Regions from separate parts of the Mus musculus genome. Here region 1 is linked to region 2. Evidence: chromatin loops called from intact Hi-C (ENCODE). Cell type or tissue: left cerebral cortex. All regions are shown on one strand.

Region 1 (8,000 bases), 86 kb before region 2:
TAGTCTCCTTTCAATGCCCCCCTCCTTTCCTTTACGCTTTTCAGACCACCTCATTTTGCTACTCCCTCATTGCAAAGCACAGGCTATCAGCACACACATGGCAGAGCTCCTCATGACCAGAGAACTCTTCACTTCCCTCACCTGCCCCCACTTCCCACCTCACCACCACCACCACCCACCCCACCCCACCCCGCCCCCAGCTTGCCAAGAGCCTTCAGTCGTCCTGAGTTGCTCAGTGTGTTCATTTGACTGAACTCTGCCCGCTACTTAATTTTTTTATCAATTGACTTGAGGAGAGGGACATCATTTAAGAAAATGCCTTCATCTGATTGGCTCGAGGGCGGGGGGGGGGGCGTTTTCTTGAATGATGATTGACTTTCGAGGGCCCGGCTCTTTATGTATCAATACTACAACCTTTGGGCAGATGGTCCTGGGAAATATTTTAGAAAGCAAGCCTGAGGGACAAGCCAGCAGGCCCTTTTCCTCCATGGTCTCCGCTTCAGTTCCTGGTTTAGCTTGAGCTTCTGCCGTGGCCTCTCTGGAGGATGTACTGTGATCAGCAGTTGTAAGCTGACACAAACCCTTTCCTTCCGAAGCTGCTTTTGGTTGTGGTCTATACCACAGCCATGGGAAGCAAACTAGGACACTCTGCTTCCTCAGCGAGAGTCTGAGCCCCAAGTGGCCAAGGCTATTTTTGCATCCTTTTTCTCTCTTCTCTATACAGCAAAGGGCCGGGTAAATAAAAACACTGACTAACAGGAAAACTCACATCCCAGAAAGAGCAGCTTCCAAACATTTAGGTTTTCCTCCCCTCCCTCACCCTCCCTTCTCTCTCTCTCTCTCTCTCTCTCTTCCTTCCTCCCTCCCCCCCTTTTATTTTTTATTTTTTTTTAGACATGGTCTTGCATAGCCCACACTGTCTATCCAAGTATGGCCTAGATCTTCTGATAGCCTGCCTCCACCTCCCTAGTGCTGGGATCGTAGGCTGTGCCACCACACTGAGCAATACTCTTCTTCTGGACTGTGTACTGACAAAGTTTCTGTGTTGTGTTACTAATCGTGGTTTTGGAATTGGGATCTGAGACCTAGACCTTCATCCCAGAATTTTTGGCAAAGTTATTTCCCTACTTAGAGGCAATTTAAGGGCTGGAGAGAGGGCTCAGCAGTTAAGAACTCTTGTTCTTCTTGCAAAGGAGCCAGGTTTGGTTCCCAGCACCCACATGGTGGCTCAGAACCATACATGTAAGTCCACTTCAAGGGGATCTATCATCCTCTTGCGACCTAAGCAGGCACCAGTTTCCACATGCAGTACACACATACATGAAGGCAAAACACTCACGTAAAATGACATAGATATTTTAAAATATTTTAGAAGCAACTTAATATAAAAGATCTGAGAGGCTGCTTGGTGGGCTCGGCCTGTCTCACATCCTTCCCCACTGTGGATCAAATGACTTCCCCAAGAGAAAGGTATGGAAGAAGGCCCTCTAGAGTCCAGCCCGGAGAACTGCACCTGGCCACTCCCTTTTCTCTTTAAGACAATCCCTTGGCTCTTATCAGAGATGGCTGCTAAACCCAGGTCAAATTCCTGGAAATATTAGTAATTCGTCACATGTATTCTTTCCACCCGCCTCATTCTGTGCTCTTTAACTCACCAAAATGTCCGTGGGTTTATTAGTGCTTATTAAAGGCCTTTTTAAAGGTCCCATTGAACCAGAGGCTCAGACCTGTAACCCTAACATTTGGGAATCCGAGACCAGGCTCTCTCAGGTTCAAGACCTACCTGGACTATACAGTGAATTCCACAACACCCTGGACTACATAATGGAACTCAGTCTCAAAACACAAACAAACAAACAAACAAACAAACAAAAGCATAAAAATGAATCCCAAAGCTTAGATACAGCGGTGGATTTCCTGCCGCATTCAGAAGCCACAGAAGCAAGGGCGAGATGGCCAGGGAAGGCTCAGCAGGCCGGATCCATCTGGGAGGTCTGAAAACCAAGAGGATCCATCCACACACTTTCAAACCAGATGCACCCAGGGTACTGTGTTCCTAAGAGTGCCCACTGCCCACCTTCCAGCCCTCCACCCTGTTGGCCGTGGCTTGGCTGGGTCCTGAAATTGCGGACAGGTTCTTCAGGGGACACAGAAGACATGTCTATAGAATGACCTTCTCTTCTCTCTTGGAGAAGAGAGCCCTGGGGATGGATGTCCTTGGGGCAGACTGCAGTTGCCAGCCCAGAGGACCAGACAGAATCGCCAGCTCCCTCCAGGGGACACAGGGACGCATGCAGCTCCGCCCCCTCCCCCGCCCCCGCCCCCTACCCGCTCCTGCCCCTCCGCACCCCTCCCCGGCTCACCTCAACCGCAAGTGCTCTTGGGACTGAGGATGAGCGTTGGTCGCGCTGAACTGCGACTGCGCAGAAACCAGACTCCCACTCCGAATACTTCTCTCAGGGTCTGACCACAGACCTGCACCCACCCACCCACCTACCCTGTTGAGAAAGTTGAGGCAGGGATTGAACCCTCAGCTTTCAGATCTCATTTTACAGTAAAACAGGCAGAGAGAAGATTAATAGTTGGGGGCCAAGAAGCTGGCCTCTGTTCCCTACGCTCCCAAGATTGTAAACTCGGCTCGTTATTTCTGTACCCCACCTCTCACTCCCGCCCCCGAAGTAAGTGACACCACCTACAATTTACGTGCATTTTCTTTGGAAGGTTTTGTTTTTCTTCAAACTATTTGAAATACATGAATCTCTCTGGCCCCGTCACGCCTTAGTTGAAGAGCCACCGTGTTGGAGTGGGAAGAAAACAAGGAAGTTTTCCTGGAAGGAGACGCCCCCACTGTCCATTGCTACCCGAGCGGATCTACACTTCTGGATGCAGAGTGGGCTCCTGATAAACGGCTGAAGGGTGAAGGACAAGAAGAAAGACATCTGCTGACTGAACTCGAGCAACAGCTAATAAATCAAAGGAGCATGTCTAACAAGGATGAAAATCTGCGGGCCTGGTGGGACTTTGCTCAGGTTTTGGCTGCCTGGCCTGGTCAGTCCGGTAGCAGTTGAACACGTGCTGAGCGCCGGAGCCCGTGGTGACCAGCTTGTGGGCAGATTGCTGGACTCACACCAGCCTCTGGGGACTTAGCCTGCCCTGCAAAGGAAGAGTACAAGAAGGTATTTGCTACTTTCCCAGTACTGAAAAGTGTATCTCTCCGGGCCGCTCGGGGTTCCTTAAAAAGACAAAATAAAGTTTTCTCCTCAAACAGCGTTACCTAAGGCCAGGGTAGATAGCTCAGCCCTAGAGCACAGGCAATCCGTACTCGGTCTCCAGCACCAATAATAATAGTGATAGTAACGATAATAACAGTTTCATCATGGTTGCTTGAGCAAGAACTGACTCTCCACTAGGGACACTTGGCAGTAGAAGGTGTGGTGGGAAACACTAGGCTAAGCCTTTACAGCCCCATATGTTAGCCCATTATCTAATGTGGCATAGGGCTGGTGACAGCTGTTGCTGTCCATGTGTTCCAGACAGAAATACACTTTCTAGTCATTTTTCAAGGCCGTGCCTGGTGAAGACTTGAGCAGTGGAGGCTGTTTCCCCTGGGTACCTCGCTGAGTCCACAGTTTCAGGGGACCCACTGGCTTAGCCAAACTCTACATGTTTAACTTAAAAGCAGAAGTGAAAGGCAGGGCAAACGCTGCCGGTGCCTGAAAGGGTTATTCTGACTTAGACTAGCAATAAAAATGCAATTGGCTGAGAGTTGGCACGGCCAAAGTGCAGCCTAAATATCTTCCCTCCCGAACAGCACAGCTGGCACTTTGAGGAGGTGAGCCGCAGGCTGCACTTGCAGAGCAACGATGGAGGAAAAACATCAAGAGGAGACAGGGGTGAGTATGTGGCTGGCAGCGGTCAGAGGAGGGGGGTGGGGCGGGGGCGGGGGTGGGTGTCGACTGCTCAGCTTCTTGCTCAGGTATTGCAGAACCTGCCCTGGGCGGCGGGATGCGCTTGTCTGGAAGAGGGCAGTTTGCTCAGAAGCCCAGCAAAGAGTAGGGTTTTATAGGAGTCAGTGCAGTGTTTGTAGACAGATGCCCGTTAGGAATCCTGCCACCGGAACAGCTCTCGGAAAGTGCCTGAAACGGGGCTGGTGAGTATGGTTCTGCTCGTAGAGTACTTACCATGGGTCCAGAAAGTCCAAGGTGAAGCAGGTATGGCTCACGCTTGTGCCTTAGCCCTTGGGAGGTAGAGGTGGGAGATGAGGAGTTTGAGGTTAATCTCAGCCACAAAGGGAGTTCAAAGCCAGCCTAGGATAAAGACCCTGTTTGTCAAAAAAAAAAAAAAATTTTTTTTTCCTTTCTCTTCCAAACTCACAGTGTAAGTAGGGATTAGGTGTAGATTTCCTTGGTTGAGAAAAATTTCCAGCGCCAAGAAGGTAACATGAGCTGGGCAGTGGTAGCGCACGCCTTTAGTCCCAGCACTTGGGAGGCAGAGGCAGGTGGATTTCTGAGTTCAGGGCCAGCCTGGTCTACAGAGCGAGTTCCAGGAAAGCCAGGGCTATACAGAGAAACCCTGTCTCGAAAAAAAAAAAAAAACCAAACAAACAAAAAAATGTTACATGAATTGATGAACACATTCAAGGAATTTGCATTTTAATCCTTCCCACGGCGTTTGTTTGTATGTGGCTAGGGAGGAGCAGGCATCTGTGCAAAATATTATTTACCAAGGTCCGTAACACATGGACTGGAAGCTTGGCCTATGGCATAGAGGGTGGGCGTGGTCTTAGGAGGGAGAAGCACCTGTGATTGGTTCCAGCTCATCGCCCGTTTAGCTGCAGCTAAAACCTTGGCAAGATGCTTTATTTCGATAATTTAGTTATAGAGACAGTTTGTGCATCTGAGGCTGGCCCCAAACTCCTGATCCTCCTGCCTCTAACTCCCAAGTGCTAGGGCTGTAGGTGTGTGCTGTCCCACCTAGGTGACTTCTCACCTGTAAAATGGACTGATAACCACGCCCTCCCCCTGGTTGCTGGAACACTTAGACAATGCACAGGCAGTGAGTGTCTGGCCAGGACTGAATCCTCTTGCCAATACTATTGCTTGGTTTGCCTTGTGGAGCAGATGACCTCACTATTGATGCTGAGCATGGGTATCCCTGGAGCTGTCTAGGATGACAAGGGATGTCCCCAGCCAGTGCCCACTTTACTTGTGGTATGATAAACCAGTGTCCCCTAGAGGGCAGACTCCATCCCGCCCCAAAACCCAGAATTAGAGTCAACCTGGGAACTGTTTTGTTCTGGTTTTGTTATTTGTTGATTTTCTGGTGCTGGGGACTGAAGCCAGGGCTTCATGCAGGCCAGGCAAGTCCCCCACCATTGAACCATCCCCACCCACCCCGCCCCAGCCATTTCCTCCCTTTCAGTTTAAGTGGGGGGGCTCTCTAAATTGTCTCAACTGGCCTTGAACTTGCGATCCTTCTCCCTCAGCCGCCCAGGTGGCTGTGAGATTCCAGGCCTGTGCTGCTACCACCCGACCTGTCTGAGATTGTCACCCTGCCCGAGCAAGTGTCCAACCTGGCCGAGTGTTATCACCTGTATTTGATAGGAAGGCATCTGGGGCTGAGGACTTGAATGCTCGGGGTCACAAGAGTTCCTGAGGCTGCTGCTCAACAAGAGATAAAAAGAACAGAGAGGTCCCCACAGGGTGCACTCTGCAGATGAGCAGCCTGGAAGGAAACAACCCAGACAGCCACCAGCTTCGGGGCCTGGGCTGACCTCTGGCTGCCTGCCCCTCAGCTGTCCTTCCATGCATGAACCCTGGGGGTTAGGAGAAGCCAGGGTGGCTGAGGCTGCCTGGTATTCTGAGAAGATGCCAGACAGCAGTTGTGCCCAGCTGTCCCTCAGTAGCTGTGCAGCTCAGGTCTCAGAACTACTTAAGAACCGTTGAGTGAAATGTCCCCTTTTTCCTATGCAAGTGTTTGGACAATGAACACATGATGTGGGAAGTATCTCTGCCACCGCTGCTTTAGTGTCCTGGAAGGAATCACCTCCCCTCTGTCCTGTCTAGGTCCTCACGGTTGTTTTGTGTTGACTGACTAATTAGCCCACTTATGTGTGACACTTACTATATAGACTGGGCAGGACTGGGAGGCCTCCTTCCCTGCACCCCTGAGCCACACCCGACCCAGGGTCAAGCCTTTACTGAAACTTCAAGATGTTTCCGCAGTAATTTGGGGAGAGTGGGGTACTGAGGATGGAACCCATGCTCCCCAAGGGTTTGGTCACTGAGCTATGTCCTATCCCCAAATTCTCCTTCTCTCTCTCCTTTAAAGAATGGAGGCGGGGAGGGGGAAGAGAAAGAAAGAAAGCCTAGGTGAGACTTTCACTCACGCACCATATGATCCAACCCTGTAAAGAAACAGTTCACCGCTCCCAGAAGATGAAGAGAGCCTGTGGCTTTGTGGCCTCAATGGCTTTGGAAGTCAGGCTAGGTGGCAGAAGTCAGGCACAGAGGACACAAGCTGCATTATCAGATGGGGATGCAGACTAGAAGATCGGTTGCCAGGGGCCTAGGGAAGAGGGCTCTGCTCATCAGGGCCTGGTGATGCAGTTAATGGTGGGTGCATCAGCGCTCAGCACTGAGAACATACTGATTGTCGCTGCGCCTGCCGTGGGTGCTTGGAGCTCTCCGAGTATATTTACCTGTGTTCACCACTGTGTGTGGTGGAGAATGTATTGATGAGCTAACCTGTCCTAATCATTTCACAAATACATATGTGTTAGAACACCACATTACACACCATGAAGAAAACCCAGGCTTGCCTACTAGTTTGAAGGCTGGGACACAAGGAACACAAATTCACTGGAAGCCTGGGCTACAGAGAGTTCAAGGTCATCCCAGGCAACTTAATAACACCCCAGAAAATAGAAGGTTGATTTGTAAAACTGTCTGCCCCCACTTCTGTTTTTGACCAAGAATTCAAAGGCTCTTTCATTGCTAGTTGGTGCTCAGTCTTGTTGGTCCTATAGCTCCAGGAGAGAAAAGAGGAAAGGACCCAGCTTGGGGGGCAAAATGGTCAGTATTGGTACCACAGGTGGGATGTAGCCTCATTCTCCATCAGAGAATAAAATAGCTGCCAATGGGGCTGGAGCAACGGCTCAGCATCAAGAGCAATGGCTTCCTTTCAGAGGCCCCAGATCAAATCCCCAACATCTACCCTGGGCAGCTTACAACTGTCTATAACTCCAGTTGTAGGGGATCTGGCACTTCTGGCCTCTCTAGGCACCGGCACTCATATGCATATGCCCACATACAGACACACACACATACACAGTTACAATAAATCTAAGGCTTAAAAGTTGTCAGCAGTGGAGGGATGTTCATAGGGCTAATACTCTGACAGTTTCTTTTGGGTAATGGTAGCCATTGTAAAACAGTTATCTAGAAAGGCAGGAAGCACTGGGGACCTACTTCTGAGCAAGTGAGAGATGCCTCTTTTGTGAGGGCCCCCAGCCCAGCCCAGCCCAGCCCAGCCCATCCAGCTCACTTCTTAAGAGAAATCTCTGGAGCTGGAGACAGAGATTTGAAAGCCTGGGACTCTTCTAAGAACCATCTCAACCTGTTCTTGAAAGTCAGGCCCAGGCTAGGTGTGGTGGCTCATAGCTTTAATAATAGCACAAGGCAGAGAGGCAGAGAAAGACAGAGACAGAGAAGCAGAGAGACAGAGGCAGAGAAGCAGAGAGACAGAGGCAGAGAGAGGAAGAGAGACAGAGACAGAGAGAGGCACAGAAGAGGAAGAGAGGCAGAGGCAGAGAAGCAGAGAGAGAGGCAGAGCTCTGTGAGTTTGAAGCCTGGTCTACATAACAAGTTACAGGACAGCCAAACCTATATAGAGTCTCTGTCTCAAAAAGGGAGGGAGAGAGCGAGGGAGGGAGGGAGGAATCCAGTCATGGTAACTTACATCTATAATGCAAGAACTCAGAGAGGCTGAGACAGGAGGAA
Region 2 (8,000 bases):
CTGGGATAGCAAAGTGGTAGCGTGTCGCTGTAGCAAGTGTATGTGAGGAGGTGGATTGCTCATATTTCAGAGGGCTCCCTGCAGCCATTTATTTCATCAGGGAACATCCATTACTGTGAAGACCCCACTGAAATCCTAAACCCGTGAAGCTCAAGAGCCCAAAGATTCGCAAAGGAACCAGGTACCCAACTACTCTGTGCCTCAGTTTCCCCCTCAGTTTCCAATAGGAGTTTGAGACAGCACACACACACACACACACACACACACACACACACACACAAGGAATTCAGCAGTAGCTTTATGTCCTCAGAGCAGCCTTGAAGCATGGTGGCTGGCATTATTTTTGAACTTCTCATTTTATGACAAGGGAGTGACTTACCGCTATCGCCCCAGTCTGAGGGAGCAGAGGTCACAAAGCACTTCCTCTTCAGCTCTCAGAGCTTCTCCAAATTCAAACCCCACTCTACTGTCTCACCAAGTCCGTCTTGCCCACTCTGCTGAGCCGCTGGCCCTGCAGTAAGGGCCACCTTGCTGACCCCATGAGCCCCATATCTGCTGAAGAGTTTAATAGATCTCCTCATAACTGGGAGTCTGAGGCCGGGAGAGCATCATGAGTTTAAGACAAGATGACTGCCAGGAGTTTGAAGCTAGCCTAAACTACAGAATGAAGCCCTGTCAAAAAAGTGGAAGGGGCGGGGATAGGGGGCTAGAGAGAGATGGTTCAGCAGTTCATATGGAATGCTGCTCTTGCAGAGGGCCCGAGTTCAGTTCCCAGCACCCACCTCAGGCAGATCACAACCTCCTGTAAGTCCAGATCCTGGGGATCTCATACTCTTGCAGTCTCTGTAGGCATCAGCACTGGAATCCATGTGCACATGCGTGTGCGCGAGCACACACACACACACTCACTCACATGCACATACACACACACTCACACACATAAATACACAAGCACATACACAAAGGCACTCATGCATGCACACATAAATAATAAAACTAAAAGAAACAAAAATGATCGTGAGAGTCGGGGGTGTGGCTCAGTTGGTAGAGTTCTGGTCCAGCATGCACAAAAGCCCAGCTTCAATCTCCACCATCACGTAAACTTGGTAAGAAGGATGGCCGTATCTCGAGCACTCAGAAGTTAACAACCATCCTTAGCTACGTGTTGAGTTTGAGATCCGCCTGGGTGACAGGAGACACTCACCATCTCTAAACAAAAGAAAACAATACCCCACCAATGCTAGATAAGACAGCATCTTGTTCAAGCTGAGTGAAAAGAGCAAAACGGAACGGGGGTCTGTCTGTTGATCTCAGACTGGCCCTGAACTCAGAGACCTGCTCTCCTCTGCCTCCAGAGCATTAGGGGTTAAAGCATGCAGATTTTCTCTGGGACTCTGCAGTGGGAAACAGTGTATAGCTGAGGGTCAGGGGGCAGTTGATCTGGGGAGGAGGCTGGAGCCGAAGAAACACAGAGTCATCTGGGCCTTGGAGAGGCAAGGTTCCACAGGGAGGGAAGGAGGCAGAGGAGAGAGAACAACTTATCTGAGGCAGGGGGGCTCCAGGACGTGGCACCCTGGGGGGCTCCAGGAAGTGGCACCCTGGAGGGAGCTCCAGAACGTGGCACTCTGGGGGGCTCCAGGATGTGGCACCCTGGGTTGTGTTCACCACTCTCAGTAGTGCCCAGGCCCATCTTCCATGGAGCTCTGCAACCCTGAGGTTAGCATTTTGGGGTTCACTTGTGCTTATGTGGCCCATGAGTCTCCTTGCATGCTGTACACGGCTACAGTGACTGAGTCTGTAACTTCAAGCCTTGTTGCCACCGTGCAGAGGTCCTGCTGCCCAACCCCACGCACAGCTGGCAATGCTTGTCACCTGTGTTAAAGGCAGCAATTAAATTAATAACGAAAGTAGATCAGATCAGCTCCTGAGATCCAATAGCCACCTGCTAATGAGGGCACATTACTAGATTCGGGTCCCTCCCTCTTCGGGTGGCATACTTCCAATGGTAGGCGCATACAGAGTAAAGCAGTGTCAATTTTGTTGCCTAATTTCTGACCCATCGTCTTCTTTGACCCTAAAATTTTCCATCTATCTACTCTGAAGAGGAGATATCTTGCTTCTTGTGTTTGTGGGTCACACGCCAGTGTGTGTGTGTGTGTGTGTGTGTGTGGTGTGTGTGTGTGCTCGAGCACACATGAGTTTGTGTATGCGTGTGATGTGTGAAGTCCTTCTGTCTTTGTCCGCCCACACCTCCAGCTCACTGAAGCATGTTTTGGTTCTACTCTCCTGTTTCCCACAACTCATGACTTTATTGACTGTGTCAGATGAACTGACAAGTTTACCCACTTCAACACAGCGGAAGGTTAAGAATGAGAAAGGAGTCTTTGTGCTTCTTGGGTTTGTTGGAAAGGCCCAAAGAGGTGAAGAAAAAGAAGAGAGGGAGGCACGGCCATCCCGGGTGAGTAGGAAGTACCAGCAGCCCAAGTAAACAGGCAGGCACCTCCTGCCCAGGTGTGCTCAGCCCACACAGGCAGGGAGGAACCATCTGTCTGCACAGGGAACAGAGACAAGATCAAGGAAGGTGAGCACAGGTGAGCTGGAAGGCAGCCCAACGAGCAGACACTTAGGTTCATACAGGACTGACATACAGGGGTGACTGTGGTTGCACAAGAATATTCTGTGCCCAACACAGAGAGGCCATTATCCATTCCCTACAGCCCTGGGAGCTCCCAGGAACCATGGAGGCTGAGCCATTCTGCATAGGCTCTCTGCATCATTTGGTCCAATTTAAGCCACCGTCAACCTATCACAGTCGAAGCCCATCTGCTTCCTTGCCTCTTGCTGTTGTGTTGTGTGGTCTTACCTGGTCTGGCTGTCCTGGAACACCTGGACAGCCTTAAATGTCCTAGAATTTGCCGTAGAAGACCAAGCTGACCTCCAACTCAGAGATCTGCTGGCCTCTGCCTCCCGAGTACTGGGATTAAAGTAGGCTATCACACCTGGTAAAGCCTGCTTTCTTAACCATATTAATAGGGATGTGTCTAAGCTTTTCCTGGTCCAGAGGTATAACTCAGTGACAGTGAATTTACCTAGAGTACAAGGCTGAATACCTAACACTCAAGAGAAAAATTAACAATTTTCTTTCTTCTTTTTAAAGATAGGGTCTCATGTACCCAAAGCTAGCCTCAAACTCACTGTGTGGCCAAGGATATCCTTGAACATCTGATTTTCTTGTCTCTACTCCCAAGTGCCGATTCTAACTAAGTATGTGTGTGTATCCATGCAATTTCATACAGTGCTGAGACCGAACCCAATATCTTATGCATGCTGGGTCAGATCTCTGCCAGCTAAACTACATACCCAGCCCCAGCAATGACTTTCTTTCTGAGGGTGTCCTATGTCTGCTCTGTCACTCGCTGCTTTATTCCCTTGAGGACACCAGACATCCTCCTCTGGCTTCCAAATGTGTGTATGAGAATATGCCACAAACACACATCCACATGCACTACACACACACACACACACACACACACACGTATATACCCATTCATCCACGATTCTTCTTTGTGGATATCAGTAACCCACATAAAAAAAATCTCCCATCCCAAAAGCTGGTTAGAAATGTCTTCCTTACTATTAATTCAGATACAAGCAACACGGGACCTAAATATCTAAAATTATGAGTAGCTTTGCCTGACTCACACCCTTCTTGTTGCAAACGCAGCAGAGTTCCAGGCACCAGGACTAGCTGCTCCCTAGCCTCTCCTGCTAATTGGACCAGCTGCTTATTGATGGAGCCTGGATCCTGCTCTATCTGCCCAGTGTCTCCCTATCAATTTACCCTTGACTGATCAAGTCCATTGTAAATCTGTGGTGTATGTAACCTGGCAAGAAAGAAGTTTCTGTTGGTTTCTTGGTGCCACTGAAACAAATATCCACAAACTCAGTGCTTAAAAGGAGGCAAACTCTGACTGGAGCGATGGCTCAGTCTGGAAAGTGTTTGCCTCAAAGGCCTGAGGACCCAGGTGATGGGCACTTAGAATTCCAGAAACAGTGGGATGGGAGGCAGGGACAGGTGGATCCCTGCAAGCTTACGCTATCAGCTTGTTTGGTGATGTTCTAGGCTAATAGAGGACTCTCAAATCAAAGGTGGAAGGCTCCTGGGGAATGATATCCAGAGGTGGTCCTCTGATCTACACACACATGCACACACTGACATGGGCATCCACACACATGTGTGTACTGACACATGTGAGAAACAGGGACACAGACTCCGTGTCTAATAGGTCAGGAGGTCAAGTCTAAATGCTTGCTCGACTAGTGCCTTACAGGACTCAAGTAAACAATGCATTCTTTAGCCTCCGGTGGCCACCTGCATCCAGCCTGTGCCCTCACCCCCAAATCACTCAGATCTCTGGCCTCTGTCACCCCACTCCTATTCCCTCCTTGAGGTTACAATCCTGACCCTCCTGAGAACCCCAATAGTCTCACCCCAGATCCCAACTCACTCTTACCAAGTGTCTTGCCTTAGCACATACACATCAGTGTAGTATTTTTCCTTCTGGGCTTAACCTGATGCCACGTTGGAGCAGAAAATGCCTTTGCTTGGTAGCCGTGGCAGCTAGAACAGAAAAAGACAGTGATTCCCAGGTTTGCAGTGATGGAATTCCTGACACTCACTAAGAGATGGAGGAAGGGAACTCAAGAGACCCTAACCTGGGCTCAGGCTACCCGTGAGCTCCCCGCCCTCTCCCTCAAGGACAGCGATCTTGGGGAGAGTCTAGGCTGTACAGAAAATGGAGTTAACGGAATACATCAAGATTCCATGTTGCAGCTCCCACGATGGAGTGGGGCTCTGCAATGACACAGCTGATCTGGGCAATCACCTACGCTCCTGTAAGAAAACACAATAAACTCACTGAGTTCACCAAGCTGAACTCAAGATGAAATCGTACTTTGGTCCATCATGGATGCCCGTCTGGGTGAAAAGATGTTTGTTTATTCAAAGCTCCCTGGGAAAAGTTATCACAACGGTGGAAACCAACTACGGTTTCCAGGGGACCCAGATAAGTATTTAGCCTGCCACAGTGAGGGAAGGAACCACCATTAGAGTAAATTATGGGGTGTGGGAGAGGGGTAGCTCATTTGGTGAAGTGTTTGCTGTGCAAGCGTAAAACCCAGAACCGGTGTAAAAAGCTGGGCACTGGCGCTGTGGGCCTGTGATTTTAGCATAGCACAGAGAGAGGTAGATCCTGGGGCTCCCTGGCTGACCAGCTTAGTCCACTTGTTGAGCCCCAAGAGACCTTGGTATGCCCCAAGAGACCTTGTCTCAAAACAAGATGCACAGCTCCTGAGAAATGACAGCCAAGGTTGACCTCTGACCTGCACATGTATCCTACATACACAGATACACATGCACACCTACACCCGTACAAAGGTTATGTTAAACCAGAGGACAAAATGACAGCTTGGCAGTGACCTGAGGCTCCTGGGAATGGAGGGGCTGTGGAGGAGCAACGTGAACCCCAGAACACAACTGCCGGGGCTTTCCTGAACTCTCGATGGCCACTGTGCTATAACAGTCAGCTGACTGGACTAGGCCAGCCTTGGGAACCTGAGAAATGCACGAGGCACCAAGTCTGCTTTCTGTTGCTGTGATAAACACCATGACCAAAAGCAACTTGGAGAGAAAAGAGTTAATCTGCCTTTAAAGGTTCCAGTTCTTCATGAAGGGCGGGAGCTCAGGGCAAAAACCTGGAGGCAAGAACTGGGCAGCTGGCTTTTTGGCTTGCTGTTTTAGACAAGATGGATTGTGGGTAAAGACACTTGTCCTGAGTTTAATCTCCAGAACTCACATGAAGGAGGAAAAGAACAGACTCTCACACGTTGTCCTCCGATATCTACACGTGCTGGGTGACACATGCTCACCCACATCACACTGCACACACACACACAAGACTAGAACTTTTAATATTAGAAAAATTGAATTGGAAAAAAATATAAATATATTCTCATGAGTAAAAAAAAACCAAACCCAGGATGTATTGGTGTCAAGTATTTCCAAAGACTGAAAAAAACAAACAAACAAACAAAATAAAACCATCGGCTAGACAGGGCTAGGTAAACCACAGCATGAGGGCCACACTGGACAGCCTGCTCTTTACGTATCGTCTGTGGCTTGCTCTGCAGAACTTCCCTGAGGCATTCACAAGGGAGAGAGCACCTCAGAACCCACATGTTTACCAACATGACCTTGTCTAGAGAAGCTAACCAGCCTGTTTTATGAAGCCAACACATCTTAGATGTTCAAATCTAACAAGGATAAAAACCAAAAACTGTTAGCAAGTAGTTATAAGTGAGCTTAGATATTTAAAAATTCAAAACAAGCCATGAACGAATGGATGAAAGGATGGGTGGGTGGGTGGATGGATGGACGGACAGATGAGTGATTGTTCAACCTTCCTAGCACTTTCCAAACTGGCTTTGAATTTGAGATCCTTCTGTCTCAGTCTCCCAAGTGCTAGGATTACTGGCCTTTTTCACCCTAGACTGAACTAAAAATGTTTTCTAAAAGGCCTTGGGAGCTAGAGAGATGGCCCAGTGGTTAAGAACACTAACTGCTCTTCCCAAAGTCTTGAGTTCAATTCCCACCAACCACATAGTAGCTCACAACCATCTGTAATGGGATCCGATGTCCTCTTCTGGTGTGTCTGAAGACAGCAACAATGTATTCACATCCATAAAATAAATAAATGAAATCTTTAAAAAAAAAGAAAAAAAAGACTTATTGTTGTATGTTTCTATGTGAATATATGCCATGGTGGGGGTGCTGTGTGTCTTGGAGCCCAGAAGAAGCTGGAGTTCCGGGCAGCTGTGAGCTGCCTGTCCCGGAGGAATCAAACTAAGGCCCTTAGCAAGAGAAGCTAAGCCTTTAAATACTAAGCCATCTCTCTAGCCCAATCAAATTAAGAAAAAGTTAGCGAGGCCAGATAGCTGTGTTGGCACAAGACTGTCCTCTAAGCTACTGGGTAGCCGAGGAGAGAGGATGGCTTGAGTCCAGGGGGTTGCTACCAGCCTGAAAAACACCAGCTCAAAATAAAGTAAAAATTACAATAAAGGCTAATGATGTTATTGTCACAGAAGTCCCAGCTTGCATTCAGCCCTCCCCGAACCGTCCTCAGCAAGGATGGAGCCAGGGGTACTTTTATGGGTGCCAGATCCAGCTGTGGCCCTGAGTCCTATCATCACAGAAAGGTAAAAAGGACCTTAGTCTCAGGATGGTAACAAGGTCATTATTCTCCTGTCAAATTAAGGACCAGATGGGAAATAAGATAATGATAATGGGCTAGTAATTAGTTATTTTTGAGCAACAATGTTACAGATAGCCCAGCGTGACCTTGAACTTCTGACCCTCAGGCCTCCAGTTCTAAGTGCTGGGATTCCAGACATGCTCACTGTGCCTGGATTTTGCAGTGCTGGAGTGAATTCCTGGCTTCACTGATGCTGGGCAAGCAACCTACTGAGCACCTATTTTAATTCTCCAGGCAGTGGTGGCGCACGCCTTTAATCCCATCACTTGGATGGCAGAGGCAGGCGGATTTCTGAGTTCGAGGCCAGCCTGGTCTACAGAATGAGTTCCAGGACAGTCAGGACTATACAGAGAAACCCTGTCTCAAAAAACCAAAAAATAATAAATAAATAAATAAATAAATAAATAAATAAAAAATAAAAAATAAAAAAATTCTCAAGGTGGCTGAAGCTGCCTGAGACCAAAGCTGCTAGCCTTTCCCCTTTCATGGTCAAAACCACTTTATCTTAGATTTTTGTTTTCCCACCTAGCAACGTTCTCCTGAGCTATCCGGGGGAACATAAGGAGATCTACCGCTCAATGTCATGCTTCCAAAGAAAACGGCTTCTGACAGGCCCATCACTCCTCAGTGACCTCTGCAGAGACAAGAAGAGCCACCGCCAGATGGCATGAAGCCTCCTCCCTTAAGGCA

Evidence for each region. Hi-C counts contacts between places; a loop is a spot of excess contacts. Peaks named below come from ENCODE experiments on the same cell type or tissue, not always from the same donor. Only the 100,000 strongest peaks of a DNase experiment are listed, where the experiment ranks them.
Region 1: it touches region 2 in a loop (2.1-fold over the local background); 11 of 42 quality-filtered maps call a loop at or near these places.

The regions. Positions count from the first base shown.
Region 1 is chr4:150,116,873-150,124,872 of GRCm38, forward strand. It overlaps Slc2a5 (solute carrier family 2 (facilitated glucose transporter), member 5), which reads left to right and starts at 2,472. Exons shown (of 14, transcript NM_019741.3): 1 at 2,472-2,678; 2 at 2,783-3,176; 3 at 3,812-3,893. The coding sequence starts at 3,864. In left cerebral cortex, CTCF peaks have their summits at 648, 1,494 and 3,378; DNase peaks (open chromatin) are centred at 630, 3,139 and 3,613.
Region 2 is chr4:150,202,502-150,210,501 of GRCm38, forward strand. No RefSeq gene overlaps it. Among named protein-coding and RNA genes, the nearest start is that of Car6, 5.4 kb to the left of the region's middle. In left cerebral cortex, no CTCF peak of the experiment used is centred here; a DNase peak (open chromatin) is centred at 447.